7 separate regions of the Mus musculus genome follow, and regions 2, 3, 4, 5, 6 and 7 are each linked to region 1. Evidence: chromatin loops called from intact Hi-C (ENCODE). Cell type or tissue: left cerebral cortex. All regions are shown on one strand.

Evidence for each region. Peaks named below come from ENCODE experiments on the same cell type or tissue, not always from the same donor. Only the 100,000 strongest peaks of a DNase experiment are listed, where the experiment ranks them.
Region 2: it touches region 1 in a loop (3-fold over the local background); 28 of 42 quality-filtered maps call a loop at or near these places.
Region 3: a loop joins it to region 1, with 2.7 times the contacts of the local background. A loop is called at or near these places in 10 of 42 quality-filtered maps.
Region 4: it touches region 1 in a loop (2.9-fold over the local background); 21 of 42 quality-filtered maps call a loop at or near these places.
Region 5: a loop joins it to region 1, with 2.6 times the contacts of the local background. A loop is called at or near these places in 13 of 42 quality-filtered maps.
Region 6: a loop joins it to region 1, with 2.8 times the contacts of the local background. A loop is called at or near these places in 15 of 42 quality-filtered maps.
Region 7: it touches region 1 in a loop (4-fold over the local background); 9 of 42 quality-filtered maps call a loop at or near these places.

The regions. Positions count from the first base shown.
Region 1 is chr3:53,040,600-53,044,599 of GRCm38, forward strand. It overlaps Lhfp (lipoma HMGIC fusion partner), which reads left to right and starts at 948. Exons shown (of 4, transcript NM_175386.3): 1 at 948-1,175; 2 at 2,520-3,092. The coding sequence starts at 2,708. In left cerebral cortex, a CTCF peak has its summit at 1,571; DNase peaks (open chromatin) are centred at 181, 964, 1,292, 1,565 and 1 more place; H3K4me3 peaks cover 3,536 bases; H3K27ac peaks cover 1,159 bases.
Region 2 is chr3:53,245,622-53,249,621 of GRCm38, forward strand. The region is part of intron 3 of Lhfp (lipoma HMGIC fusion partner); the gene reads left to right. Among named protein-coding and RNA genes, the nearest start is that of Gm40048, 150 kb to the right of the region's middle. In left cerebral cortex, a CTCF peak has its summit at 1,692 (motif pointing left); DNase peaks (open chromatin) are centred at 148, 336 and 1,682.
Region 3 is chr3:53,219,837-53,223,836 of GRCm38, forward strand. The region is part of intron 2 of Lhfp (lipoma HMGIC fusion partner); the gene reads left to right. Among named protein-coding and RNA genes, the nearest start is that of C130075A20Rik, 130 kb to the left of the region's middle. In left cerebral cortex, no CTCF peak of the experiment used is centred here; a DNase peak (open chromatin) is centred at 1,866.
Region 4 is chr3:53,257,153-53,261,152 of GRCm38, forward strand. Lhfp (lipoma HMGIC fusion partner) reads left to right here. Exons shown (of 4, transcript NM_175386.3): 4 at 3,339-4,000. The coding sequence ends at 3,457. Among named protein-coding and RNA genes, the nearest start is that of Gm40048, 140 kb to the right of the region's middle. In left cerebral cortex, a CTCF peak has its summit at 1,613; a DNase peak (open chromatin) is centred at 1,678.
Region 5 is chr3:53,308,361-53,312,360 of GRCm38, forward strand. No RefSeq gene overlaps it. Among named protein-coding and RNA genes, the nearest start is that of Gm40048, 85 kb to the right of the region's middle. In left cerebral cortex, a CTCF peak has its summit at 501; DNase peaks (open chromatin) are centred at 1,892, 2,469, 2,883 and 3,631; H3K27ac peaks cover 316 bases.
Region 6 is chr3:53,320,926-53,324,925 of GRCm38, forward strand. No RefSeq gene overlaps it. Among named protein-coding and RNA genes, the nearest start is that of Gm40048, 73 kb to the right of the region's middle. In left cerebral cortex, no CTCF peak of the experiment used is centred here; DNase peaks (open chromatin) are centred at 1,865 and 3,640.
Region 7 is chr3:53,159,716-53,163,715 of GRCm38, forward strand. All of the region lies in intron 2 of Lhfp (lipoma HMGIC fusion partner), which reads left to right. Among named protein-coding and RNA genes, the nearest start is that of C130075A20Rik, 70 kb to the left of the region's middle. In left cerebral cortex, no CTCF peak of the experiment used is centred here; a DNase peak (open chromatin) is centred at 2,468; H3K27ac peaks cover 801 bases.

The sequences.
Region 1 (4,000 bases):
GAAATATATTCCTACCCAGTTATTACTTCCAGCTGCTTTGAAAAAGGCACATCACAAAAACTGCATCTAGGCAAGTATGTACTTCAAAAGTTGCTGGTCCCAGATGGCAGCTTCCTAAAATAACTGTCCTCTGTGGAGACTCCAGAGGTCAGTCAGTCACCCACAGAATACGGCTCTGGCTTCCGAAGGGTTAAAAAGGCTGATGGCAAGTCAGAACTGGGCAGGGCCTGAGAAGAAATCAAAAGGAGCAGATTTCAGAAAGGAAATTCAAAGGTTGTGTAGATAGATGTTAAAGCTGATCATGGGTTGGGGAGTGGAGTGGGTAAGAGGCAGGGAAGGGGACGGGAGGAGAAAGGAGGGTAGCAGAAAGAGGAGAGAGGGTGAGAGGGGAGGTAAGGGAGTGGGGGGAAACCCAGGAAAGAGGAAGAGGAAAAAGAGGAAGAGAAATGTCTTGAAAGAAGTTCCCAAAGGTTTGCAGCTGTTGGGAGAGGCTGGCAGGGGAGTAGCCTGCCTTCTTTCTTTCTGGCTTTGCCCCCACGGAATCCAGCAGCCTCGCATGGCGTGCCCAGCCTTCTCTTTCCTATGTCCACACCCGTCATGCTCTCTGCCCTCCAAAGTGACCACTTCTCAAGAGCCCCTTAAAGCTCATAGACATCGCTCTCCCCATCTCTGAGGCTACTTCCCATCCTGGTCCTCATAAAGGCCGCGCGAACACTGCAGCCCCAGACCCCAGGGTTTGACCCAGAAAAGCAAACAGGGGTCGGGTGTGGCCTCGGCGCCCCCGGGGAGCTGCGGGGAAGGCGAGCAACTTTCTCCCTGGATTCTCAGTCTGTCTGCCGCCCCCACTCTCGCGCGTCCAGGACTGCGCGGCGGGGCCGAGGGGAGGGGACAGCGGCAAAGGGAGGGCGGGGAAGAGGCGGCGCGTGCCTCGCCTGCCAAAGCTGGAGCCGGCATCCACCGTGTTCCCGGGCCGCACGGCCGCAGCCGGCGGGCTCTCCGGGTGGGTCCCCCTGACCCTCCACCCCAGCTCTCCAGACTCGCCTCGATCTCCGTCGGGATAGTGGCAAAGGCAAGAAAGACAGTCTTCTTTGGTGCCGCGCTGTCCCCGCCAGGGAAAGACAGCAAGTTGTGCTGCGCCCGGGACTCGCGAGGGACCGCGGCCGCCGCCCGACCGGGTAAGTAGCGCGCCCCGGGGCCCCGTGCCCGGGTCCCTCCTGTCTTTCCGAGTGGCATAGTTCAGCTGAGGTCCTGTCGGCCTCCGGGGGGTGCTGCCTTCCTTTCCATCCTTATCCGTCCCTTTCTCAGAGCCGGCTGCAAGAACTTCCCCGTGCCGCTTTGCATCCAGAGATCATTGTGTGTGTTCCTGTGTGCTCCAGGGTGCGGTGCGTGCGTCTAGCAGTTTTGGGGGAGGATGGTGGGTTTAAGTTCATCTGGACTAGGGTAACTCACTCCAGCTGAGAAAGAGGTCCCTTTCTTCCCACTCCCCACCTTTAATGGTAACCCCCAGACCAACTCAACTTCAGCCTCTGCTCACAGCTGACACGATTTTAAAAACCGTAGCCAGAGGGAGCTCCCCTTTGGGTAGAATCCAGAACAGAGGGCGAGCAAAGTGTAGGAGACTGGAGTTTGGAAGCAGTTTGCAGATGGAACCCGACGGGGTGGGGGTGTTCTTCTGTGTTCTTTGTGGAGAGTGTAGCCAGGTGTGCAAGCCAGCCCACCTCATCGAACCCTTTTGAATAGCTGACTTGACATTAGGTATTGGAAAAGAGTGAGTGCTTGGTCTGAAATGGCCAGCAGGTGAAAGCACTGAAGCCAAGGAGTCAAAATAGGAGGCGTGAACACATTTGCCCCGGAAAATTAAGACAGAAGGCGTTTTTAGTGTTATCGAGTACTGGGGGTGTGTAACTATATATCACCCGATATATACACCCGAGTGGTGAATACTGTTAGTTAAATTTACAGTAACTGGGGGTGTGTAACTATATATCCAATGTATACACCTGAGTGGTGAATACTGTTAGTTAAATTTACAGTACTTCTGTAATTGTATGAAGTTCCCACTATCATGTTGCTTGGTTGGCACACTCATCAAGTGATGCCGAGGAGTGGCTAGAAACTAAGTGTGAACTTGCAAGCCAAATAAACAAACTACTGTATGGTCCATTTTATTTTAATATCCGGAATTATGTCTCCTGCTAGTAAAAAATGCTACATTGCTTTTAATGTGAGTATGTGAAATGAATTCACTGGCTTGGCAAATAGAAGCCATTCGTTTCTTTAAGTAAATAGCTGTCAGAGTTAATTTGGGAGCATTTTTACAGGAGATAAAGACGTGGAAAAGCTTTGAGCTAGTTTGGCAAAACTTGTATAGAGATGCGTATGGAGAGAATTAGTTCTTCCCACTTTTGAAGCGTTGAAGGAAGTTTGAAGTTTCCTAAATGAAAACCGTGGAGCTTCTTGAGACGTGTAAATATGCTAGACATACTTAGCTTTCCTTGTTTCCTATTCCATTTTACCAGGGGCCACCAGCCATCTTCACTCCAAAGTATGAGAAGCTGATCGCGGTAATACTGAAACTCTGTTACGGCAAGTAGCTACATACGCCTTGAAGAGCGGTGGACTACCTGGGAGTTTCTTGTGACTACACGCCTTCCTTCACACCTTTAGTGCAATCACAGCGGACCCTCATTGCACTGCCTGTTGGAAGATGGCGTCCAGCCTGACTTGTACTGGGGTGATCTGGGCTTTGCTTTCCTTCCTTTCCGCTGCCACCTCCTGTGTGGGGTTCTTCATGCCATACTGGCTCTGGGGGTCTCAGCTAGGCAAGCCTGTATCCTTTGGCACTTTCCGGAGGTGCTCCTATCCTGTTCACGATGAGAGTCGGCAGATGATGGTGATGGTGGAGGAGTGTGGGCGCTATGCCTCCTTCCAGGGCATCCCCAGCACCGAGTGGAGGATCTGTACCATAGTGACAGGCCTTGGCTGCGGCCTGTTGCTCCTGGTGGCTCTCACTGCCCTGATGGGTTGCTGCGTGTCGGAACTCATCTCCAGGACTGTAGGAAGAGTGGCTGGGGGAATCCAGTTCCTGGGGGGTAAGTGACTTTGCCAAACTTGAATTGTTTCCATAGAATCTCAAAGCAGTATAGAAAATTATGTTTCATTTGTCTTCTGATGCTTGGTTGTAATTGGCATTTGGAGTACAAGAAAAAATAGATCTGAAGTGGCCATGGTAAGAGATCCAGCAAAGTCCAAGATTTTTGCCAGAATTCTTTTTACAGTGTCAGGGTTCTTCATGCCTGTTCATCCTTAAATATATGCATCCGTGGCCTGCTGGGTACAACCTATGAGACACAAACATGTATGGGCTGTGTGTAACATATGTGCTAGGGAGATAGTTGGTATTTCATAGCATCTTTTTGTCCAACAGTAGACCCATGGATTGTTTTTGCCTTGCTAAACACTTGAGGTCTTTAGAGGCAAAGACTTCATAGAAAAATGCAAAAGGTGTCCGATTCAATACTGTGATCATGATGAAACCCCCGTAAGACTCTCAGTGGATATAACACTGACCTTTGTTTAATTTTATAATACTTTTCGAAGTAAGTTTCAGATGCCCAATTTCATCTTGGCAAGTATATTTTTTCACTATGTTACAAATACAGTTCTAGGCTGATTACAGTATGAGATCTTAACTTCTTTGGTAACTTTTTCTGTGAGGGGAAAGAAAAGAATACAGTGTTTAAAGAATGGTGTGTGCTGTCCCAAACGCGCTGGATAGTCTCAGTAACACCAGACGAGGTCTGACTTTCACTTGGCGCGCTTCCAGCCAGTATTGCTTCAATATCTCTGGTCATATGGTTCTAATTGCACTTTATATGTTTTCCACTGGGCCTTTTCACCTCCATCCCTCAACCTGACTGGCTGAACTTGTCTGATTTGCAATATGGCCTGGTGAAATATGACAGCCTGCATAGATGGGACAGACGGAAGGGAAACAGGA
Region 2 (4,000 bases), 210 kb after region 1:
CTGAGTACCCTTCCTAACTAGGATCCCCAGCTCGGTCCTTCCCTGCCAATAGATTTCTATCCCCTCCCTGAGGCCATGTGTACGTAGGGAAGGATTGCACACAGCTGGTTTGGAGGAGTGACTCACTCTGGTAACAGTGAGATGAGCCGCCTCAAGGAGGCAATGCAGACACTCAAGACACCCAGCTGTGCTGATATGTGGAACCTGGCACAGCTAAATTCATGAAAACCTGGGCATTTGGCCCAGGAGACAGTCATGTATGACAAGAAGATAACGTAGAACAAAAAGAGCAGGAGGTCTAGGGTCTTGACTGTCCATATTGCCTCCCTGAAGAGGCTCATCACACTGTTACCAGAGGATGAGTCATTCCTCCAAACCAGCTGTGTGCAACCCTTCCCTACATGCACAGGGCCTCAGGGAGAGGATAGAAATCTATTGGCTGCGAAGAACCGAGCTCTGCAGCTGTCAGTTCAACAAACACAACTCTTCGCATCAAAGGGAGTGAGAATTTATTCTAGAGCCAAATTTGAGTGACCAAGGCCTAGAAAATACGCAGCGAGGTCATCTCAGGTTCCTATATTTCCACACGGAAGCAGTTTCATAAAGTTATTTTTAAAAAATAATAGCTGCATACCACAGAATTGTTATAAGGCAATTTTAAAATACAGCAATGGATACATCAGAAAGGAGGCTAAAGCGAGATGGAGGAAGCCCTGCTATAGACCTCAGGTGCTATCTGACATCACTGGTAGCTTTTGAGTTGGTGGAAGTTAGTTATCTGCTAAGTTAATAGATTCTAGAAAGGTGAATCTATGGATATTAGTTCCAACACAGAGGTAGGCAAGGAACGGCTTCTCAAGGGGCTAAAGCTAGCCCAAGATAAGGTAGCCAGCTTCTGGTCCTGCCACATTCCACACCGTTCCACACCACTGCAGCGCTGATTAGTCAATCCGTCTTTGCAGAAAGAGCTTTTTGCCAGGAATTTTCATTCCCTCAGCTAAGGAGGTGTTATCATCTCCAGTGGGGCTTTTTTAAGCCCTCCCACACTCCTGCCTATAACCCCCATCATAGCTAATTGCTTGGTAAATAAGCCTAATAAGCAATTTACATTGACATGAAGTACATGCAGCCATCTTTAGCATTCAATGGCAATGATTCCAGGACCCTTGCAGACACTAATCTCAGAGAATGTTCACATTCCTTATTGAAATTGGTGTAGCATCCTCATGTAGCCTCCCTACAGTTTCCTGTGCATTTAATTTCCTCTCCAGTTGACTTACAATACCTGCTCCAATGTAATAACCCTGCTAGTACGCTATGAGGGGATAAGGGCAGAAACAGTGTACACACATGTTCACTGCAGATACCACATTGCAGGTAAGGAGTACCTTGATTTTCAGTTAAATCAAATCTATGTTTCAAAAATCCGTAGATACCAAGGTCAGACACGATGTCCAGATGACCTAGTTTGATGATGAAAGATGGTGGTGGTTTATTTATAGCCCCACCCCCAACTTATACTTATTTGCTTTGAGCATGTGAAATTACTTTAAAGAATGAAGGCATTCATTCTTTAAAGGGCTGACAAGAAGTGTCAGTGGATAAGAACACCTAAGGTTCTTTCACAGGGCCCAGGTTCAGTCCTCAGCTCGGAGTTCTATGAGATCCAATGCCCCCTTCTGGCCTCTGTTGGCATTGCATGTGGTGCACATATGTACTCCCACACACAAAAAATTAAAATAAATACTTTTTTAATGAAGTCCAATGTTGTGGTTCTGTTTAATGCTCCTTCTGACACATGCACGTGTGTGTGCATGTGCACACACATATACACACACATACAGAGGCTCATATGTTGGGACACGCATTCTTAGAAGGCATGCTGTTTTGAGAGGTTAAGTGACCTTCTGGCTAGCTAGCATGGGGTAGGTTGCTGAAGGCAACCTTTGAAGGTACAGCCCTATACACTAGTTCTAGTTTGACTCTCTTGCCTTCCTGTTCTGTCCCCCTTGAGCGCCTTTGCCTTAGGCTCACTATGACAAAGAACTGCTCAGCCACACCTTCTCCATCCAATGGACTAAAAGCCCCAGAAACCGGGAGCCCAAAGGAATCCACCCTTCCTTAGATTGCCTCTTCAGAAGGTTTGTCCTAGGCAAGAAGTAGTAGCTGATACAGCACGTAGTCACGGTTGCATATACTGTGTAGGTGAATAGTCAAGTTTAAGTGTTTCTCTGCAATTAGCAGAGACACTAGCTTGCTTTAGTGTGGGAATCGGGATGTTATATATCATAAACAAAGCCAGCCGCCGAGTGTAGTGACATGCTGAGGAGAGCACTTTTGAGAGACCTGGGAAAGTCACCAGTGTCCTGGATACCTATCCTCGTGATTAAAACACAAAAAGTGGCCTAGATACAGGGCTAGCAAGCTATGGGCCACATCTGCTCTCTACACTTCTGTAAATTACATTTTATGGGCAGGCAGCAATGCTCACTGACATACTTGGTATCAGTGGTTGCCTTTGAACTAAAATTTTTTACTGTCTGACTCTTTACAAAATAAGATTGTCAGACTTGACCTGTGCCTTCCTTTTCAAGAATGCCTTTAGTGCTGAAGTCTGTGGCTCTGTGATATGCTCACTTCGTGGCAGAAATGAGAGGAAAAAGGCAAAGGTCTCAGAAATAGAGGAAGGGTGCTCTGGTTCTGGGCAGGTTTGGAATTTAAAGGAGGCTCTGTTGTGTTCAGACTTAATCCCGTCACAGCGTCCACCCTCATCCCTGCTGCCTTCCTGTTTTGCCTGAAGCATTTGCCACCACTGCCTGGGGACCATTTTAGTTACATATAAAAGCCCTATAGTCATTCTGTGTGGGGCTCATGGGTTCCTTGTCTTTCAACTATATCAGCTCGGAAAAAATGCCTTTCATTCTCTGGAAAGCAATGTTTCCCACGTGGAGTATAAATCGACTTCATTTTGCCAGACTAGAGGCATTTGGTGAGGAAAATGGGCCACGTGTACCCCCAGGTGCTGCCCAGGCACACTTGGTGGCTTCTCCCAGGGGGCTGGATTAGACCGTGTTCCCTCCTACCTGGGTACGGAGAGCCTGCACACGGGTCTAATTGACCTGTCACTTCACAATGAGATTACAGGAATAAAGCTAAGATGTCTTCTTTGTCTCAGGTGATTTAATTTGTCAGCTGTCAGCTCAGTTGGATGTAGTTAGCTGTGAGTCCCTTAGACAGGATGCATGTCAGAGTGCTTGGACCACGGAGCTGCCCGTGGCTACTCCCCTACACTGCCACACGTGCCAGTGGAATGTAAGGGAAGATCAATAATTTTGATTCAGAAATTTTTAGAATTAAAAAAAGATCTGTGGAGTATAGCTGTTGCTAAATTTGTACAATACTTGGGTAACAGGCACACATCCCTGAATTTGACACACACCCCCACTTCAGATAAGGAGTGGTCATTATGTCAGTTTTTCATTTTGCATGTATCCATGTTTATTTACATGTTGTGTGTGCACACACGTGCATGTATGTGCATGTATGTGAGTGTGTGTGCATGTGTGTGCATATGTGTGTGCATATGTGTGTGCATATGTGTGTGTTGTACATTCAGTGTGAGCTGGGCAGTGAGTTGCAGTGAGCTGCCTGTCTATACTCCCGCTCTCTGACCCCAAGCCTGGCGTTATAAATACAAATGCTATGCTCAGCTTTCCCTGTGTCCTGGGGGGTGGAGTTCAGTCTGGTGTGTGTGTGTGTGTGTGTGTGGCAGCACTTTAGTGATGGACCTGTCCCCCAGCTGTCCCCCAGTCATGTTGCTTATCAATTTCTTTCTCCATAGACTCGAAAGCATGAACCTTGCCCTCATTTGAGGATATATGTGTATATGCATCTATAGCTCATATATGTGTATATGCATCTGTAGTGCATATATGTGTATATGCATCTATAGCTCATTTTCTTATTGAGATTTGCTCCTGAAAATATTCTATAAACAGTG
Region 3 (4,000 bases), 180 kb after region 1:
TATATATATTATATATATAATATATATATATATATTATATATATATATATATATATAATGGAGTTATGGATATTAATGTAATAAGGTTTGTTAGCTGTTTCTTCCTGCTACATCTGAGACTTTTTTTCCTGCCTTTTAATTCTTTAATTGGTGGAGAAAATGAACCTGATCAAGACCTGAAGGCTGTAACGTTCTGGCACTTGCCGTGTGGGTTCAGGTTGTTAGTGAGGCGAGTGTTTTCTTCTTCAGGCTCAGCATTTTGATTATGTCAAAACTGAAATAAGCCCCTGCAGTTGAATCCAGACTACCAGACCACCTGAGTGAGTGTCTCAGCCATCTGCCACTGCTTGAGTAGATTCTTCTACTTTGGTTCTCTGCTGTCTTCAGTAATTTCATGCTGTTAGGATAGCAATACTAGGGAGAGGAGCCGGGCGTGGTGGCGCACGCCTTTAATCCCAGCACTCGGGAGGCAGAAGCAGGTGAATTTCTGAGTTCCAGGCCAGCCTGGTCTACAGAGTGAGTTCCAGGACAGCCAGGGCTATAGAGAAACCCTGTCTTGGAAAAAAAAAAAAAAGTAATAATACTAGGGAGAGGAGATTGGTAAAACACTGTGTGGCATGCACAAAAAAGTAATAATACTAGGGAGAGGAGATTAGTAAAACACTGTGTGGCATGCACAAAGCCCAGGGGTCAGTCACTATCACTGAAAACCAATGATCCTGGAAAGGGATGTGGTTTTCGCCTCTGGTTGGTCCTCTCCCCATGTGCCTGTACTGAGAGATGCTTTGTGCAAACATGCTGGACCACCAGCTACCGCACATCAATTATGTGCTGTGCTATCATGTACATTCCTTTGATGTCACACCAGCTACAAGTCGTCCAGGTAGCCTTATTCACAATAGCACAGACAGTATTCTGAGGCTCAAGGACTGGCTATCCTCCTCCTTCACTCATTCTGAGTAGTAACTGATGCAGTAATGCTTTCTGCAGCTACATCAGGGTCAATCTAGGTATGCACATTCCCACTTCTCTTTTCTCCCCATGGAACTTGGCTACTCAAATCTCTCTGGTGCCCAAGTCGCCAGCGCTTCCCAGGGGTCACCAGTCCTTGGGTCCTCTGTGTATTATCAAGACAAGGTACTTGGTGTGTTCTGCTTAGAGCTTCTAGGTCTTCTGCCTATCTCCATTTAAACAGGACACAACTCCTAAATCTGCCCCAGTTCTTGCAAGAGGCAATGTGACAAAAACCTGTTCTCCAGAGTCAGTCTGATTGGCCCTTGATCTCACCACTGAGGTCCCTGGTGTCAGTTAGCCCAGGGATCCTGGGAAGATTCATGATGAGGGCATCAAAGTGCTTCCCACGCTCAGAACAGGGCCCTGTGAAGGAAACTGAACTGGTTGTTTATCAGGAATCAAAGCAAAGATCTGGGTGCCTGGCAGGCTGGGAGGTGGCTGGGGAGAGCATTTGATTTCAGGATGCTGGGTTGTGCTGTCTTTGAGGCCAGATATCTGCCCTCGAATCCCAGAATTTTGCAAATCTGTTCTATAAAACAACGTGCCCTGAAGGTAGAGCGCGTCCCTGTTGTATAACTACTGTTCTACAGATAAACGCTCCGTATAACGTTCCTTCCACTTCGTCAGACTATCACGAGGTGGGAGCTGCATGTCTTAGTCTGTCCCGGGGCTTTAGACATGTTTTATCTAACCCTCACGATGACTCTGTAAGAGGCAGTCCATTGTATGTCCATTTTATGAAGAAACTTCTAGAGCTCTAGTTTAAGACTTGCAAGGCCAGTATCTAAGAAGCAGCAGAGCAAATATTTGAATGCAAGGCTGCCAGGCTCCAAAGCCCTCATCCCAACAGTTTTCCACTGGAACATTTTTCTGCGGTTGGGCACACACTTACTGGAGTACTGTTGGAACCAATACTGCATTTTCCAAGCAAGGAGAGAAGGAGCCAGAGTTTGCAGTGTACTTAAGAGTTCAGCTTTTTATTTTTGTTTAATTTCTGAAAGGGTATTGTTGGAGCCTAGCCCTGCTTTTTTTTTTTTTAACTTGCATGCTTAATTGTGATGGTTGTTTGACTTTTTAAAATCATTTTAAGAGTAATTCATTTTGCACACAGGGATCCTGAAGGAAGGAGACTTTTACTTAAAAGTGAACTCCACTGTCACTCTGGGCTTTCTGAAGTGTCTTGTGAGCTCCCTTTGGGATTTCTGGGTCGGAGAGCCAAGGCAAGGCGTTTCTATTTTAATGTGCAGGAGAGTCGTTTGGGAACTGTGAAAGGATTAGAAGTGCCCTTTCTTGAGATTTGTGCATAAATCATTTTCCAAAGTTGATGGGTCCCAGTTTCAGTGCCTTCTGGGCCAAAGGATAGAGAATAATGGATGGATAATGGCAAACATTTTGCATACTGCAAGAGGGCAGTGTATGAGAGATGACAAGAATTATATTAGTTGAGGCTCCATACTTCCTTAACAAATACTCTTTCCCCTATGTGGCCCCCACAAAAGGATGGATTTCCAGATCCATAGAGAAATGGGAAAATGGGCAGGTCAGCGATAAGCAAACGGATAAACCAGTTCTAAAGCCCTGCTGACCTTAGACCCACTATGGTCAGTGAGCAGATGTTGGCTGTCCATTTCTATCAGCTCCTCTAAGAGTTGAAACTTTCTCCTATCAAGTTAGAGGGGGATGTAACAATTCCCAGCCACAGATCTGTGGTTGGCTCTAGAAAAAGGTTTCTATTGTGAAGCCATGAACAAGCAGTAAAGTATCTTTGCTTTTGATGAGATTACAGTATTGTTTATGTGATCATCCACTCATGAGCACCTGTAGCCACTAATAGAGACTCTAAAATCAACCGGTACCAACTGAAGTCCTTGTGTTTCTCCTGCAATAGCATGATTGTTATAGCCCCCGACACAATCCACTGCCATCCTAAGCTGTTATTGTATGCCATGCTCCCAATGCTCCAGTCATAAGCCCTGAATGTATGGCTAATGACAATGATGCAGATTTAGGCACCATGCTAAGGGACAGAAATTATTAGGTGTACTTTGTGCAAGAAGATCTGAGCTCAAGAGAGGCCAAAGGCTCATGGTCACATATCTAACTAGGGTGGTATCTAAATCTGGCAGAAAGCACTTTACAAAGCCCTTGCTGCTTTCTGTGGGTCCTAGCCAGTGGCCTCATCAGGATCTGTTCCAGAGCAGCAGACCAGAAGTTGCATTTTAACAAGTGCCCCTAACCCGGGAAGCTGGTCCTCACATGTATTGCTCTGTACAACACACTGGAAATCTGAAACTCCTGTAACTTTGATTTTACTCCTGATACAATGGGACACCATTGGGTCAGTGGAAATAACTGTCTCTTTGGTGAACATGGTCCAGAAACCTTACAGTAAAAGCCAAGAACCAAATGTGTCAAGCCATAGCTGTACACTACCCTTACTTCTGGTCATCGCGGTGGTGGGTGGCACCTAGATAGCTCCGCGTGCTTCACCTCATCAGTTCTGGCTCTATTTGACTGGTATAAACGACGCCTCCTCTAGACATAAAACAGTAGCAAGAAAAATAGAAAATGAGCAAGCCGGAAAGGCATCAGTGTGTGCGACTGATGTGACTTGGAGAGCAAGTGTCCGGTGCTCACCGTGGTAGGGATAATCCTGCTCAGGCCTTCTCTATTCTTTCTTGTAAGAAGAGAGAAAGAAAAGGACACTACCAGCATCCTGCCCGTATATATATGACAGCACACTCACCACACTCTCCTGTCTGCAGGACAGACTGACAGTTTCCAATTGAGACCACTCACTGACTCTCGTGATCAAGGACTGTGCCACTTCTTCACCAACACCATCTTATTCGATCCCTGCCGATGCCCAAGGCAACGCTCTTCCCTCATTTTGTAGCCCCTGGAGAGGTGGCTGATGGAGCTGAAGTGCTTGTAGCCCAGGGCTGGGAAGCTGATGCCTTGGCTTGCCTGACAAGTGTCACCTGCA
Region 4 (4,000 bases), 220 kb after region 1:
GCCTACCCTGGGAGAACCATGCAGATCCTGGGGCTTGCTGACTGGTCTGCCTTGCCTTCTCAGTGAGCAATGGGCCAATGAGAGAGCCTGACTCAACAAACAAGGTAGACAGCTCCTCCTGAAAAATAGCAGTCAAGGTTGGCCTCTGGTATGCATGTATCCATTCACATGAACACACACACATGACATATACCTTGGGGAAGGCAGGGAGGAAGGAACACATCAAAGGAGATGAAGAACTAAGCACAGAGCAGGGGGACAGTTTGATGTAAGGACCAGCCAGAATTCTCAGGTGCTCTGGAAGATTCCATAGGTTGTAGAACATGTCCCTGTAGGGCTAAGTCTTACACACGTTCTCGCAACCGGCCAGGAAAGACACAACAAACCAGAATCTTCTGCGGCAAAAGCTTTATTGCTTACATCTTTAGGAGCAAGAGAGCAAGAGAGCAAGAGTGCAAGAGAGAGAAGCAAGAGCCAGAGCAAGAGAAAGAACAAGAACAAGAAAGCAAGAGAAGAGAGAGAAAACAAGAGAAAGAATGGCAAAACCCCGTCCCTTTTAAGGAGAATTATCCTCCGCCTAGGACGTATTACTCCCTGATTGGCTGCAGCCCATCGGCTCAGTTGTCATCACGAGAAAGGTAGAACACATGGCGGGAAAACTGCCCCTGCACGTGTGCAGATTATGTTTACTACTTAGAACACAGCTGTCAGCGCCATCTTATAATGGCAAATGTGAGGGCGGCTCCCAACAGCTAAGAAGCCACTAGTGTTGACCTTGATAGCCAGTTTTGAGTTGCCCATTGACGACAGCTATTTCAGAGGCAAGCTCAGCTATCAGAGTGGAGGAACATTGATCTAGTTTCCCGTGGACCCCTGTGTGTGTGTGTGGGGGGGGTAGAGTGTAAATTGTTACAGGTCAAATACAAACAGATGTTGGTGACTAGTGCCCAGAGCCCGCAAAGGGATCCACGGGACTGTGGTACATGATGCCATCAGCTGCAGCTCCCTACCAGCTAAAGGTTCCTGGAGTTGAAACTCACTGACTCCTCTGCAGGAAACAATTAGAATGATACCTGCCCTCACCCTGGCTCTGTGATAATCGGCCCTTCAGTACCTCCTTCATCATCCTTAATAGATGTAACCTGCACCCACATGCACATCCTCGAGTTAACTACCCAGGCCAGCTATGCTTTCCTGAGAATGTGTCCAGTAATTAATATACTCTGCCTTCTGCATTAGGTCATAAGAGTGTGCATAGGTCAATATCCGTTAATAATGAGCGATGGATTGCCATCCACATTATGCGCCCTGTGTGGAACAGAGAGACTACACATTCTGCTGACTCTTTGGAAGGTTCTAAACCACTGGCTACTCTTAGCTGCCCGTTAATTCTCCCTCCTAGATTTATTTAATATGGCTAACGAATCACTCACAGCGGGCAATGGCTCCCAAGACTCGCAGCCTGTGGTCGTCAGTAAATGTGGTCATGCAGCAGAGATCCTGTCACCCTTGAAAATCGCTCACTCCCCCAGTTGACCAGTACGAAGGAAGGTTACTGTGCCTTGGGATCTGCCCCAAGCTGGAGATTTGATCCTTCTGAATATGTTATCCTGTTAACTATGGCACAGCCTGTGGGAGGCAGAAATGCTTGGGTTGGAAAATTTCCACTTAAAGTTCAGTGCCAAAACAGAACTAGAGTTACTCTTAAAATAAAATCTCAGACTTTTCTGGAGCCTGCCTGCCCGTTCAGCTTCCTTCCTTTCTGTTTTTCTTTGCCCCTGCTTTCTCATTCAGCAGTGATTTACTGAGTGCCTGGGCTAGGGCAAGCACTTCGGGGAGAGGTACGAGAGGGAACAAAGGCATGGCAAGATCACACACACACACACACACACACACACACATACCTTCTTGAAACTTCCGTTCTAAGAGAGATGTTTGCCTTTGTTCTCCACCCACAGCGCTGAGATGAGGCAGGACCTCACACAGCAGGGTCTGTACATGGGACAAGTTAGACACCCGGCTGTAAATGTCTAGTTAGGTTTTCTCTGAGGTTGGTACGTTCAATCCCTGTCAGATCTAAGTGTCTAACACAATATGTAAACAAGAATAAAAGAGAGAAGGAAACTGCCTGCTATTGGAAGATGATGCAATTGGAGAAAAGAAGGGTTAGGTTCAGAATATGCAGCTCACACACAGGCATTTTCCCAGCATGCCCTGGGATCCATTCCCACGCCCACCCCTACCCCCAGAAAGTAAAGGAAAACTGTAAACAGGAGTAACTAGAACTAAGAACAGATAGGACAGTGGCCAGTGGAAGAGACAGAGGGCTTACGTCCAGTGCATACACAAAGAGTAATTCCTATGTCACTACAAAACAAGATGGCCACCCATGGCTACTCATGCCTCTAAGCCCAGCATCATGGAGACTGGAGTAGAAAGGCTAATGAGCTGAGCGAGTCTGGACCAGGTACTCAGACTGTTTCACAAACAAGGGATGCTCTCACCAAAGTTCACAAGCATGGAGACCCACTCCACCAAACCAGATAGGCTATTTGAGATTTTTATTTAGGATTTTTGTTCTATTGCTGGTTTGAACCCTGCCTCCATCCCTGAATAATTATATGAGCTTGAAGGGCAACTGAAGGGTCACCAGTTTCCAGTCTCTTTGTCAACTATACCCCACCTCCCAGTACTGTGAGAAGAATCAACCTAGTGGGCATATGGTAAAGAAATCTAATCTTTTAGGGTTTCAAGTGCACCATTACTACTCTGGTCCTTGAAGACCTGTTTGGACCCTGGTCTTGGTGTTCTCATTTAAATAGACATTGAACTGACAGTGGGTTTCAGCCCCAGTACAATCTGGGAGGCCTTGATTCCCAGTTTAGGTCACACAGTGCAGGGTATTTGACACATTCCACATGTGTCACAGTGCCTACTTCGGTGATGTCCTTCAAACGGGCCCCCTCCTCAGGAGGATTCGTCCTACAGTTTAAATGTTGCCCTGTTATACCTTAATATGCACCCAAGTCTGGGCTAGGGCGTCAAGTGAGAACGGATACCATCATGGCTTCTGTCCTTATGGTTGCTATTCCTTTTTTGCTGCAGTCATGGGTGAACGGGAATAGCCAGTCTTTAGTCCTAGCTGGCACGAGGCACAGAGCCAGGGACCTGTGGGAACGCACACGTCATCCCTCCATCCTTCCTTCTCATGGTAGCATTCTCTGCAAGGACTCCACGTCACTAGTGGGTATGTCAAAGTGCACACGCTGGAGGATGAACAGCCCTCTTCAGAGCCATCCTCACCTATGTCTGTTTCTCTCTCCTTGCTCTGTCCTTAGGCAAGTGTGAGATCGGCTGGGCCTACTACTGCACCGGGGCAGGGGCTGCGGCTGCCATGCTGCTGTGTACATGGATGGCTTGCTTCTCAGGCAAGAAGCAAAAGCACTACCCCTACTGAGGTGGTCAAGAACGAGCTGAGGAGAGGACAGACCACCGGAGACCAGAGGGCCCGAAGCATCCAGCGACTTTCACAAGGTGGAATAGTGGTTGTAAACCCAGAACAGTGTTAATGTGATGAAATTCGGTTGAATCTGGAACATTCTATAGGAAGGGAGGGTGGTGGGGACATTGTCATTGTCAAAAGCATGGAGAATAAGGGACGGTGGAGGAAAATGGACCAAAGGCTAAAAACATTGCAGGGCATTGTTGTTTCTATTCCACAGAGTACCGTTAATGTATATCATATACCCAGCAAATCTATATATGCAAACGAGGATCTCATTTTTGTTCTCCTTCAAAAAGATGAGGACTAGGGGAGTCAAAAGGGCTAGTAGAAACAGTATTATCTTAGGAAGCAGGATGAGTACCCTGCAGACATTCCCTGTAGATGAGGATTGAGCCTGAAAGCACATGAGTACGTGCACACATATGCACACATCATATTCACATACCACATGCACATGTTATATGCACAGGTCATACGCACATGCCATATGCATAC
Region 5 (4,000 bases), 270 kb after region 1:
AATTTCCCTCAATGAAAATTCTAGATATATGCAGCTTCATAAATCTTTTAAATATTTGAAATTTATACAAAGTTTTCCAGAGGGAAGAAAGGAATGGAATACATCCCAGGTTGTTTTATGAAGTCAGTAAAATTTTGATGCTAAAACTTGAACAGAATAATAAACAACAATGCTTAACTGTCCCCGTTAGCGGTATGACTTACTTTTCTGTGGCTGTTATAAAACACCATGGCCAAAATCAACTTACAGAAGAAAGTGCTTCGGGGGTTGATGGTTTCAGAGAACTAGATGTTCATAATGGCAAGGAAGGCATTGTGGCAGAAGAAAGCTGAGAGATCATATCTATGCCACACTCACAGGAAGCAGAGACTGAACTAGTAGTGAGGTAAATCCTAAAGACCTACCCCCACTGACACCCCCCCCCCTCCTGAAAGGCCTCACATCCTAAGTTGTTTGTACCTCCCCAAACAGCGCCACCTACAGCACCACCAACAGCGCCACCTACAGAGTACCAAGCTTTCAAATACAAATTGTTCCTCATTTTACCACCATGCCGATTTTTAATTAATTTTTAATTATTATTGAGGGTGACCTCATTAACAAATGATAAGATTGAGAAGCACCCGTCTATCTTTTGACTGCACTAGTCAAAATATTCTCTATAGATTCCCGCAATCCTTTGGACTGGCCCAGTAAATCTCCATCACTCCTTCCAGAAATCATGTCTATGGCATTCCATCTCCACTGCTATGATGCCCGGTACTACAGAGGTTCTAAGATTCTCTTCTATATGCCAGCTGGCAAACTAATCTAATCCACCTTAGCTTTATGAATACTGGAAAAAGGAGGAGAGCCCTGCGTCAAAGGTAAAGAGCGATTGATTGTACATCGCGTGGCAAAATACTATCGGGTTTGCATCGATTGAGTTCCATTCATCACAAGGTGATGCACAGAGCCAGTGGCACTTAGATGCATGAGTCGCATTATACAAGAGAGATATGTTGAGGTGAGGGGCCCTCGACCTAGGTAATGGACCATTGTCCTGGAAGGTAATGTTTCCTGATAGTCAGCTTTCTGTGGGTGCGGTAAAATAATGTTGGACATAAATCGCCCTAAAAGAAGAAAGCTTCTTTTGTGTTGTGTGCTCTACTATTTTGTCTTTTGATTACCAGGTCCCGTGGTCCCTAAGCTTGTGGTGAGGCAGAATCACACCGTGTAAGGACAGCGTGGGACAAAGCTGCTCACGAACTGATGTCATCCAGGAAGCAGGAAAGAGAAAGGATACAGCGGGCTTCCCAGGATCCCTGAAAGGGTCATGCCCCAGGTGATCTAATCTCCCTTCCACAAGGATATGGACCAAAGTTTTCTCCACTAGTTCCTACCTCTTAAGGACGTTACCATCTCCCAGAGTGCCACAGATGAGTGGCCAAGCCTTCAGGATATAGGCTATGAGAAGATATTACAAGGACAAAATCATAACATGTTATTCTATTATATCAGACAATAAATCTACCTTTTGCCATGGGTAGAGATAGCATCTCTAGCTTCCACGGTGCTGCTCTATCAATAACTTGAAAATATAATTCAGAATAAAAGAAGCCAGTACTGCTGCTCATGAAATACACAGAAATCCAGAGGCCTGGGATGAAGCGTCTTCTAATAAACATTCCTTCAGTAAAAGTTAATATAGTCTTTGTCTCCAGATCCCTTTTTCTTGAATTCAACACACTGAAAATAGAAATAAATGAAAAGCTAAGAGGTCAAATCTGAAACGGCAATAATGATTATTTCTGGGTAATCTTACACAATTTTGTGGATGGTTACAGTTGGGTGCCTCTAAGAAGGGATTTCCAGTCACGTGTGTTTGGCTCTTTTTTCTTGGAGCTGCAGATGATAAAATCTTGCTACTGAGAGAAGATTAGCGCTTGCCAAGACATGAATGCCAATAGAAACATTTCCAAATGCAAATATGCAGATTAGGTGTTTAATTCAACTGAGTTTTCAGACTGCAGTATTAGCACACATTACCCAAAGACCGCTTCAGGATTTTCTTTCTACTCTAATTCAGTGGTCATTCTTCTCCCTCCTCCTTCTCCTCCTCCTCCTCCTCCTCCTCCTCCTCCTCTTCCCCCACCCCCTCCCCTCACCCTTCCTCCCTTCTGTCCCTCTTCCTTTTACTCTCCCTTTCTTTCTTTATCGCTAAAACACACAGACTCAATTTCTTGTTTGAAATATTATTACTTTCTTATCAGAATCACCTGTATAACATGAAAATGGAGCATTTTGTGTTCTATAATGTATAAAGCAAGTTAAATCACAGGAGTCTCATACATATGCAGGCCACAGAGATATGTATGCATTTAGAAATAAGTTCCATGTCCCATCTGGAGTCAGGAGCAATTACTGTCTGGCTTGGAAGCTTAAATGGGTACCATCTGCCACAGACCATGTCAAGGCATGATGACTGATACTGCTCTCTGAGCACCCAGAAAACAGCATGGCCAGCAAGAAGACCACTCTCGATAATTACTCTTGTTTTCATGTGTGTGCTTGTACATATATGCGCAAGTGTGCATGCATGAGAATATATCTGATATGGGGGCCATGGGTCAATCCTGGGTGTTATTCTTCAGGAACCATCTATTTTTGAGACAAGGTCTCTCTATGGCCTGAAGCTCACCAAGAAGGCTATGCTGACAGGCCAGCAAGCTCCAAGAATTCACTTGACTTCCATATTTCCAGAATTGGGACTATAGTGATGTCACCATGGCTAGGTTTTAAAAATACATACTTTAGTTATTTGAGCACTTTATACATATATGCATTGTATTATTATATCCATTCTCCTCCCCTACAACTGCTTCCAAACACCCACACTCTCTTTCCTACTTCATATTCTCATTACAGTTAAAAAAAAATCCACTGACTCTAATTGTGCTTTGTATATGCACAGGTGTGTGGGATTATCCACCTGGCATTGACTGCCTCAGCTACTGATGGGGCTACTGATCTAGTGCAAGCCTTGCTGAGAAAACCACAGCCGCTGTGAGTTCATGAGACTATGAGCATAGTATCCCCCTCACCCCCCATCACCTTTAACTCATGATCTTTCTACATCCCTCTACTATGGTGTTCTCAGCCTTCCTAAATACTGTAAACCCTTTAACACCTCCTGTTGTGGTGACCCCTAACCGTAAAGCTATTTTTGTTGCTACTTCATAACTGTAGTTTTGCTACTGTTATGAATCATGATGTAAATAGCTGATATGACCCCTCAAAGGGGTGATGACCCACAGGGATGAGAACCACTGCACTACTGCAAGTTAATGATACAATACACATGTCCCATTTGTGGCTTAGCATTCCACAGACCCTTACTCTCTGTACTCTGACCAGGTATACCCACATGTTGTACATGGATTCTGGGGACTCAAGACCTGGTCTTTGCTCTTGCAAAGGAAGTGAGCACTCAACAACCCAGCCATCTCTCTGGCCCAATCATCACATTTTTTCCTATTTTCCAGAAAAGAGGAAAGTGTCTATTATAAATGAGTCACTGCCCAAGTGGATTAGAAGCAAGCAGTTTTCAAGAATCCAATCTAGAAAAGAAGGAAGACTACAGACAGCTCTGAGTATTCTGTAGGCCGTCAGCTTCTATCTGCCCACATCCGTCTTATAAAGAAATGTCATGTATATATTTGAAAAGATAAATCAGTGGGAAATGGGTGTGGGGAACAGGGTTAATTGACTTGTTAAAGGTACCAATACCTCATTTTTCCTTTCAGCTGCCCCAGCATGGAGTACCAAAACTCCTCCCAAATCGACCAAATCTGGCATCTACTTCTTCCCGAGGCCCGCAGATGTTGACCATGACACTTTGTTTAAAGATTCCATGGCCTTACCTCAGACCAGCGGAATCCCTCTTCTGGGGCTGACACACAGAACCCTCCTATGGATGTTCTAAGGATGGTGGTGATGCACTGAGTTCCATTTGGCTCAG
Region 6 (4,000 bases), 280 kb after region 1:
CAGGCAACAGATTTAGGGGTAGCCCCCGCTACAATTGTTAGGGAACCCACACCAAGACTGAGCTGCACAATTGATACATATATGCAGGGAGCTTTGGTCCAGCCTGTATATGCTTTTTGGTTGGTGGTTCAGTCTCTGAGAGCCCACAAGGGTACAGGTTGAACTTTAAAATTCTAAGACCTCAGGGCAAGGTGATTTAATGTTGGACTGTGATGACTTTAAACACCAACCTGCAAAAGGATTTCACAGTAAATTGTCCTTGGAAATGTGAAATTATAAAAAGCAGGTTATATTAAAATCCAGGACATTATAACAATTATGGGCCAAATTGAATTCCACTTCTTCAATTGATACATTAACATTGAGTTCCTAATACCTCAGAATATGATATTATGTTGAGAAATGGTAATTGAGTTAATGAAGTCATTAGATTGGGTCCTAACTCTACAGGACTCTTGTCTTCATAAGAAAAGATTAGGAAAGAAACAGGTACTAAAGAAGGACCATATGGACACACAGGAGACGGCCATCTACAAGCCTATAGAAATGGCCACAGGAGAAACCAGCCCTCTTAGCCCTTGGATATTGAACTTTGGGCCTCAAGCACTTGTAAAAGGATCCCCCAATGGCCATGACACTAGTGTTAGATTTTTATCACTAATACAAGATTACAGGTACTATATAAGAGACACAGTGTTTTGTTTTGTTTTGTTTGCTTTTAATGGAAAAATGCCCTAAAGATGAAACCAGCAGGGGTCGAAGAGGTTGTTCAACAGTTAAGAACACTGACTGCTCTTACAGAGAAGCAGGATTCAGTTCCCAGCACCCATGTAGAGCAGTTCACAGCCATCTGTAACTCTAGCTCCAGGGAATCTGACCTCTTCTAGCAAACATGGGCATTCATGCATCTGATACATATATACATATACACATACATATTCATACTCATATATTATACACATATACAGGTATGTAAACACTCATACACATGAAATACAAACAGTAAATAAACTTTTTGAATAGATGAGAACAGACATGTTCTGATAGACTGGTGGTCCCTTCCACATACAGAGTTGAGAGTTAGACCAAACGAACAGAGTGGTTTGTAGGGAACACGGTTGTGCCTTGCCCTTCCTCCACACTCTCTGCCTATGAAGCAGAGAAAGGGTGGAGAGCTTCCTTGGTGAACTGTTCTGATGACTGCAGAAGAGGAGCAGGGTCTCCAGCTCCCATTGGCTACCAGGCATGCAGGCTTCCCTGTCAGGATTGGTTCCTTCAACTTCACTCTCCTTGTGAAGAGGACCTGCTTTCTTGCCTCTCTTGTTTAATACTCGTGTTTTGTTTTGTTTTGTTTTTTAATTAATTTATGAGGGCCAGATGCCCCTTTAAAGATACCAGTATGTGTGTATGGAGTTTCACATTTTTCATTCTGAAGAGTTCACCCTTTGAAAGGAAGCATTTTGTACAGTGGCCAAATTTGCCATACTCTCAGCAGCATGCCTACTCTAGGAAGATTAAAAGTTGATCAGTGTCTGACTCTGCCCTTACTGTTGTGGGCTACTATTATAACTAAGAATACTCTAATTTGTATTATATATAAGTCAAATATATATAAATATATTCATATGTGTGAATATATTTATATTATTTATATATATTTGACTTATTAAGTAAGCTTCCAGCTCAGTGCCAGGATCAGTTTAATGTTAATTAAAATAACCCTTGATGTAAGCAGAGAATTGTTTTTTGCTTGACAGTTGATACAAATGCTTTCACGTGTATTATCTGGCTTCTCCATATTATGTGTGACTTGATGACTTTATATGAGTCATAAAAGAAGCACAGCTCAGCAGCAGCAGTCACCAGACCCAGTTCTGTCTCTAAGATCTTCTTGCTGTCTCATACAGTTGCTTAGGAAAAAAAAATTCATTAACTCAGCTGTTGAATGAGGCATCAGAAAATCAGGGAGCTCGAAACAGACACCTATCAGCTCAATGCCACTAGTGCTTGAACGACATGAAATAAAAAGTTTAAAAGGTGCATGAACCGTGATGGACCTTACACAGTGTGTGTTGCCGTGGCTGGAATATTTGACCTCACCTTGGTTCTAAGGCAAATGAGATCATGAACTTCCGAGTGTATCTTAGCATTAGCAAATGATGTGTCATTTCTCAGTGAGAAACCACACTTCTCTCCCCTAAACTTTTTTTTCTCCTCTCCAAAATCAGAGACACAGACCCTCTGGGGTGGAGTGACTCTCTCTTTTCTCCTAGCCTCTCTGTCTTCTGGCCACCAGAGGAGGCCTCTACCAGGTGCTTATGCCATGGTGCACTGCCTTACCACAGACCCAAGAGGAATGGGCTGACTGTGGCCTGTTATCCAAAAGAGACTTTACCCCTCACAAACTGTTTATCCCAGCTCTCTGTTACAAAAAAGAAAAGCTGATAGGCACAATCTTCCTTTGATGTCAATTTCTTGTCATTGCTAAGAAGTTTCCCTTGCCTACCTTCTCTGCGCCTGTGCACACCCAAAGCATTCCCCTCTGATCAGCTGCTCTTAGTACGTGAGGGCGGGTACCCAGTCCTGTCTGCTTGATCAGACTGAGGGGTACCCGGATGAGTAAAGCACAGTGCAGGGGCGCAGGGGCGCAGGGGTGCAGGGGCGTAGGGGCGCAGGGGCGCAGGGGCGCAGGGGCGCAGGGGCGCAGGGGCGCAGGGGCGCAGGGGCGCAGGGGCGCAGGGGCATGTCTATGAGAGTGAACCTCACTACAAAATAGAGAGTAAACCCACTCTGAATGAAAGCAGAACCCACTCATGGTATAGGTCCCTCAGTGGAATAAAAGGCAGGAAAGGGATGTTAGCTGGCACGGGCATTTTCTCCCTCCATTTTCTGTTCACCATGAAACCAGGAGCTTGGCCACATGTTCCTGGTACTATGATGTTTTGGTCCAAACACAACAGAGCCAAGGACTATGGGCTGATGGTTCTGAAAACAGGAGCCCAAATAAATCTCCCTTTTCTTGTAAGTTGTTCCGCCAGATATTCTGTCATGGAAATAAAAAGCCTTACAGAAGGTAAGCAATGCATTCTGAAGTCTGTCTCCACAGGCATATACAGTCTCCTTGCTGGCTAGCTGAAGTCTATTTGAAAAGAAAAGAGGAAATGCCGTCCAGTTTCATCAGCTCAGTACATTTGGTACAAAATCATGCCAGGATACTCTGTTTTATAAAACATCCAGTACAAGGAATAAAGGAAATGCCCCTTCAGAGGTCGGGCTGCATTAGCATACCCACTCTGGACTAGTGCCTATACTGTTAAAAGTCTGTGAGTTACACAGGGAAAAAAGCAGGGCAGAGATTCTGTGTGCTCAGTCCCTTTCAAGAAAAATTCTTTTCAAGATGTACTTTTCCATGGCAGAAAAAAAAATTAACTTGAAAATGCATAGGGAGCGATGATGGCTCTGGCAAACCTTGACCCAATCATGTAAAGTGGGATTATTCACGCCTCTCTGCCCAGGAAGCTATTCGGGATCCTTAGATGAAAATAGAAGTGCGACGTGTACTTATAAATAAGTAAAGATTTTTACTGCTAAGATCAGCACGGAGGCACGTTGGGGCTTTTGTGTCTCGGAACTGCTGAGTCAGCAGACATAGATTGTGTGTGAAGACAGTGGGAATCGTGAGAACTGCTTTCCCCTCCCCTCGCGGTAGCACCCTCTCCCTTTCTGGCTCCTTGGTGTACAGGCTCAGAACGGTGCACAATATTCCTCTCTACTTCACAGCGGGCGCATTGTAAGTGTGCTCTCAGCAGAATGGACTCCCAGCACATTTTAATATTCATTTTCAGCCATTCAGTAAGAAATTGACGCTATGGGTTGCATACTACGTACAACTAAAGTTGGTCAACCATCTTTTTAAATCTAATTTCTCTACATGCTTTTGTTACAAGAAGGATGCGATTGGACTGGTGATGACAGAGAGATTACAAGGACACTGAACGCT
Region 7 (4,000 bases), 120 kb after region 1:
ATAACTTCAGTTCCAGGGTATCTAACTCTACCTTCTGGCCTCCAGGGGCACCAAGTGTGCACATACATCCATGTACACAGATATCCATGCAGACAAAACATCTATATTCATAAAAATAATTTTGAAAAACACCTGAGGTCTGACAGAAGATGTGTATTTTACCTGGTAGTTGAATTTATCTATTGATTTATTGGGCTTGTCAAATGTTATACCTTTATTAGTTAACAGGCGTCATGGAAAAAAATCAGCTTGTGCATATATAAATTATATGTATTTTATATATGATAGCAGCTTAGTCTTAATCTACATTTCTAATTACATTCTCTCACATAGAATCAATGTCTATAGATCACTCTAAATTCGATACTTGTAGGCCTTAGCAACCATTATGATTATGAGTTTACCTTCAGCTTCACTTAGCTTCCGTCTCCAGATAGCTATTTTTATCTCATGGGTGTGGGTAGGGCAAATATGGAATGGTGATTAACCTTTGTGAGTTTATATGAACCCATTTCCCAGCATCAACCTGTCAATTTGCTGATATATATCAGGGTTATCACTGGACAGAGCTAATTGACACTAAAATAGCGCTTCCCACTTGCCGCAACAGCCTTTTCTCGCTGGTTTGTCTGTGTTGAAACCGGAGACTTTTTAACTGCGTTAATTCCTTTGAGTCCAAATTTGTGATCTGTTTCATCTTTGAACTCATAAAAGGAAGCACAGGTCCCAGGTCCAATGGAAACCTTGCCTCTCTGGGCATCTGCTTAGCTCATGGCTCTCTCAGTCCCTGGTGGGTTGTACTCCATGGAGTGTATGTAGTGGGTGAGCTACGAGCACCACTTCTGGCAGAGCCTTGCCAGTACCATCAGAGTTTCCTCATCAAAATGAAGGCCTTTGCTTTTAATCGGCATCAGCAGATGATGCTGTCTCAGGTTGCATATCTGGAGATGATGAGAGCTTACAGGTTAGGTGGATAAGATTAGACACAAAGTGTCAAATATCTACAATCCATAACAGGATCTGCTAATTTACATACAGTCTGGGTATAGCACAATGGACCACACCAATTGCTGCAAGAGAATCCCTACAGGGAAGAACTGTGAGCATCCACGCCTCCTTGCCCTTCTCAATTCTGACTTGCTTGGTCGACACTTCCTAACAGAAATATTTAGACATTTACCCAGCAGCAGGGAGGCTCTCTACCACGTGGGGACTTGATTCATGGGCTACCACAGCCATTACACAGAGGTTAAGGTAACATGAAGGGTGACCTTTATCCCTACCCAATAAATGTAGCTATGCAATGTGTCACTATGCGATTTGGAGAGATTAGAGCATTTTATACAGGCTATGTTTCTGCCATGCTGACTACTCTTCTTACTGAGTCCTGTACCAAGCTCGCCACTGAGCACTTTCTATGGAATTTTATCCCTTAGCTCAGCTGTGCCTGTTTCCAACCCAGTTGTGAAAGTATGTAAATTCACAGTGAAAGGTGGGATTTTATAGTTGGGAGATGGTTATAGGCATGATGCTAGAGAAGACTGGGGTCATGCGAGGTTCTAATTTCTTGGTCAGATTCATCAGTGGGTGAACTGCAGTGAGCATGTGCTGACGGACTGTGTGCTGTTGCTATAACCAGAATCATTACAGCCCATCACTCTTGATATTCTATTGCTGTGAGCTGATAATAATGATGGAATCTGTTGGGGTTTGTTTTGTTTTTTTTTTTTTTTCTTGTGGGTGATGTGGAGAAAGACTGCATCTATAGAGCTACCCTGTGGCTCATCTGAACTTGTCTCTTTATATATAAACCATTGACAGCAATATCTACTCTCCATTTCATAGAGGCCATAAACAGAAAGTCCATAGCACAGTGTGTCACATTTATTTGTTGCCTAATAAAGGCTTGTTCGCTTTCCCTAGAAGTCTTAGGATGGTAGAATTCAGGAATGTTAATTTACAGAGAGGGTTGTGACATTAAAACATTTGACAACTACGTGGCTGAGAGCAAAAGCCAAACATTTGGGATTTGCTAAACATTCCCAGAGACACGATACGGAACATGGAGGAGCATGCACATCAAACAACAGCCAGTCACCAAAGCATAGGGATTGTAGCAGAGTCTAAAAGCAGCCCTGCTAAGGGAATGGTGCTTTGGAGGCTCAGGGCCTAGCTTAACAGTTAGTGTAGATAAATAAGCCTTTGGGGACATGTATCTAAAGGTTGGACCACCTCTTCTCCTTGCAAAGATGGTGTTAAGATACTGCCTTCCCCAACCCCCAGTCTTTCTGAAGAGAAAGATAAAAAGGGAGAAGGGATAAGCTGCTGAGGTTCTGCTCTAAGACACAGAGAACTGAATAACACACTCCTCCCACGGTACATTTGACTGAGGCAGGAGACTCACAGACAGAGCCACCTCTGTCAAGCTGTGCGCTGAGATGGGTGCTGCTGACTTAGTCACCTAGGGAATAATCATGTGGCTTCGTTTCCCATTGCAAAGCTGTCTGCTGTGTGGTGTCTAACTCTAAAAGGCAGTAAGGAACTCCTGGCAAGTGCTTGTAGTAAGCTTAGGAAAGATTGTGTACCATTGGATGTAGGGCTGAGACTTTGCAAAGGGGAAATGCTCCAGCAGCAGGTTTCTAAGTAGATTTTATTTTGGCTTCTCAAGCTGTTGGGCCTTGGTTTGGTTTGGTTTTCCCCTGGTTGCTGGAACACAGTGCCTGAGGGAGACTCATTTAGCTCAGTTTCAGAGATTGGAAGTCCAAGATTTATGCCATTATTCATCTGACCTCAGGGGAAGGTCTGGTGGCGAATGGTATCACAAGAGAGGAGGAAGCACCTTGTGATGCTTTGTACAAACTTGGCCCAGGGAGTGGCACTATTAGAAAGTGTGGCCATGTTGGAGTAGGTGTATCACTGTGGGTATGGGCCGTAAGACCCTCATCCTAGCTGCCTGGAAGCCAGTATTCTGCTAGCAGCCTTTAGATGAAGATGTAGAACTCCCAGCTGCTGCACAATACCTGCCTGGATGCTGCCATGTTCTGCCTTGATGATAATGGACTGAACATCTGAACCTGTAAGCCAACCCCAATTAGATGTTGTCCTTATAAGAGTTGCCTTGGTCATGGTGTCTGTTCACAGCAGTAAAACCCTAAGCCATACCTGAAGAAGCCTGGAGGGTGGAGAGCAGCAGGGTTTTTTTGTCAGCCTTCTCTCACTGGTAATCCTCCTCAGAGCAATATTTCCAGTAACCCAATTTGCATGTTTTAAGGCACACTCCTTTAAAAAGATGATCATCTTGCTGGGGGGTGGTGGGACACACCTTCAATCCCAGCACACCGGAAGCAGAAGCAGGAGGATCTCTGAGTTTGAGGTCAGCCTGGTCTGTGGAGTGAGTTCCAGGACAATCAGAGCTATGCAGAGAAACTCTGTCTTGAAAAACCAAAACAAAGAACTCAAAACATCTCTTAGTATAATTCATTGGCACCACACCTCCAACATAAAAACACTCAGGAGACAGCCCCATTCTTCTTCTTAGAAATCAGGCACTCCACCAGTGTGCCCTTCAGGGACCGGACACATCATCACCTGGCACTGCCAGGTGCAGCACATTTCCACAGTCCCTAGGAGCTGTAACACTCACACTCTTTAAAAGGTCTCTCCTGACATCATGGCTCTCTCACATCCTCTCTGTCTTTCAGTCTGTCTTTCTGTCTGTATGTCTCTACCTTGTAGAAGTTAGTCCTGGTTCTGCCTCCCGGTTTCATGCTCCCAGAAATAAGACTCAGACTCAAAATATATTTACAAATACCTTGGCCATAGAGCTAGGCTCTCTTCTGACTAGATCATAACTCAAGACAACCCATTTATTTTAATCTACATTTTTGCCATGTGGTTGGTTATCTATGTGCAGGTACCTTGCATCTGTCTCCAACATCTTCCAGGGTAGATCTTTCTGCTCCTGACTCTATGGCAGAATTCTTTTTGCCTCCATGATGTC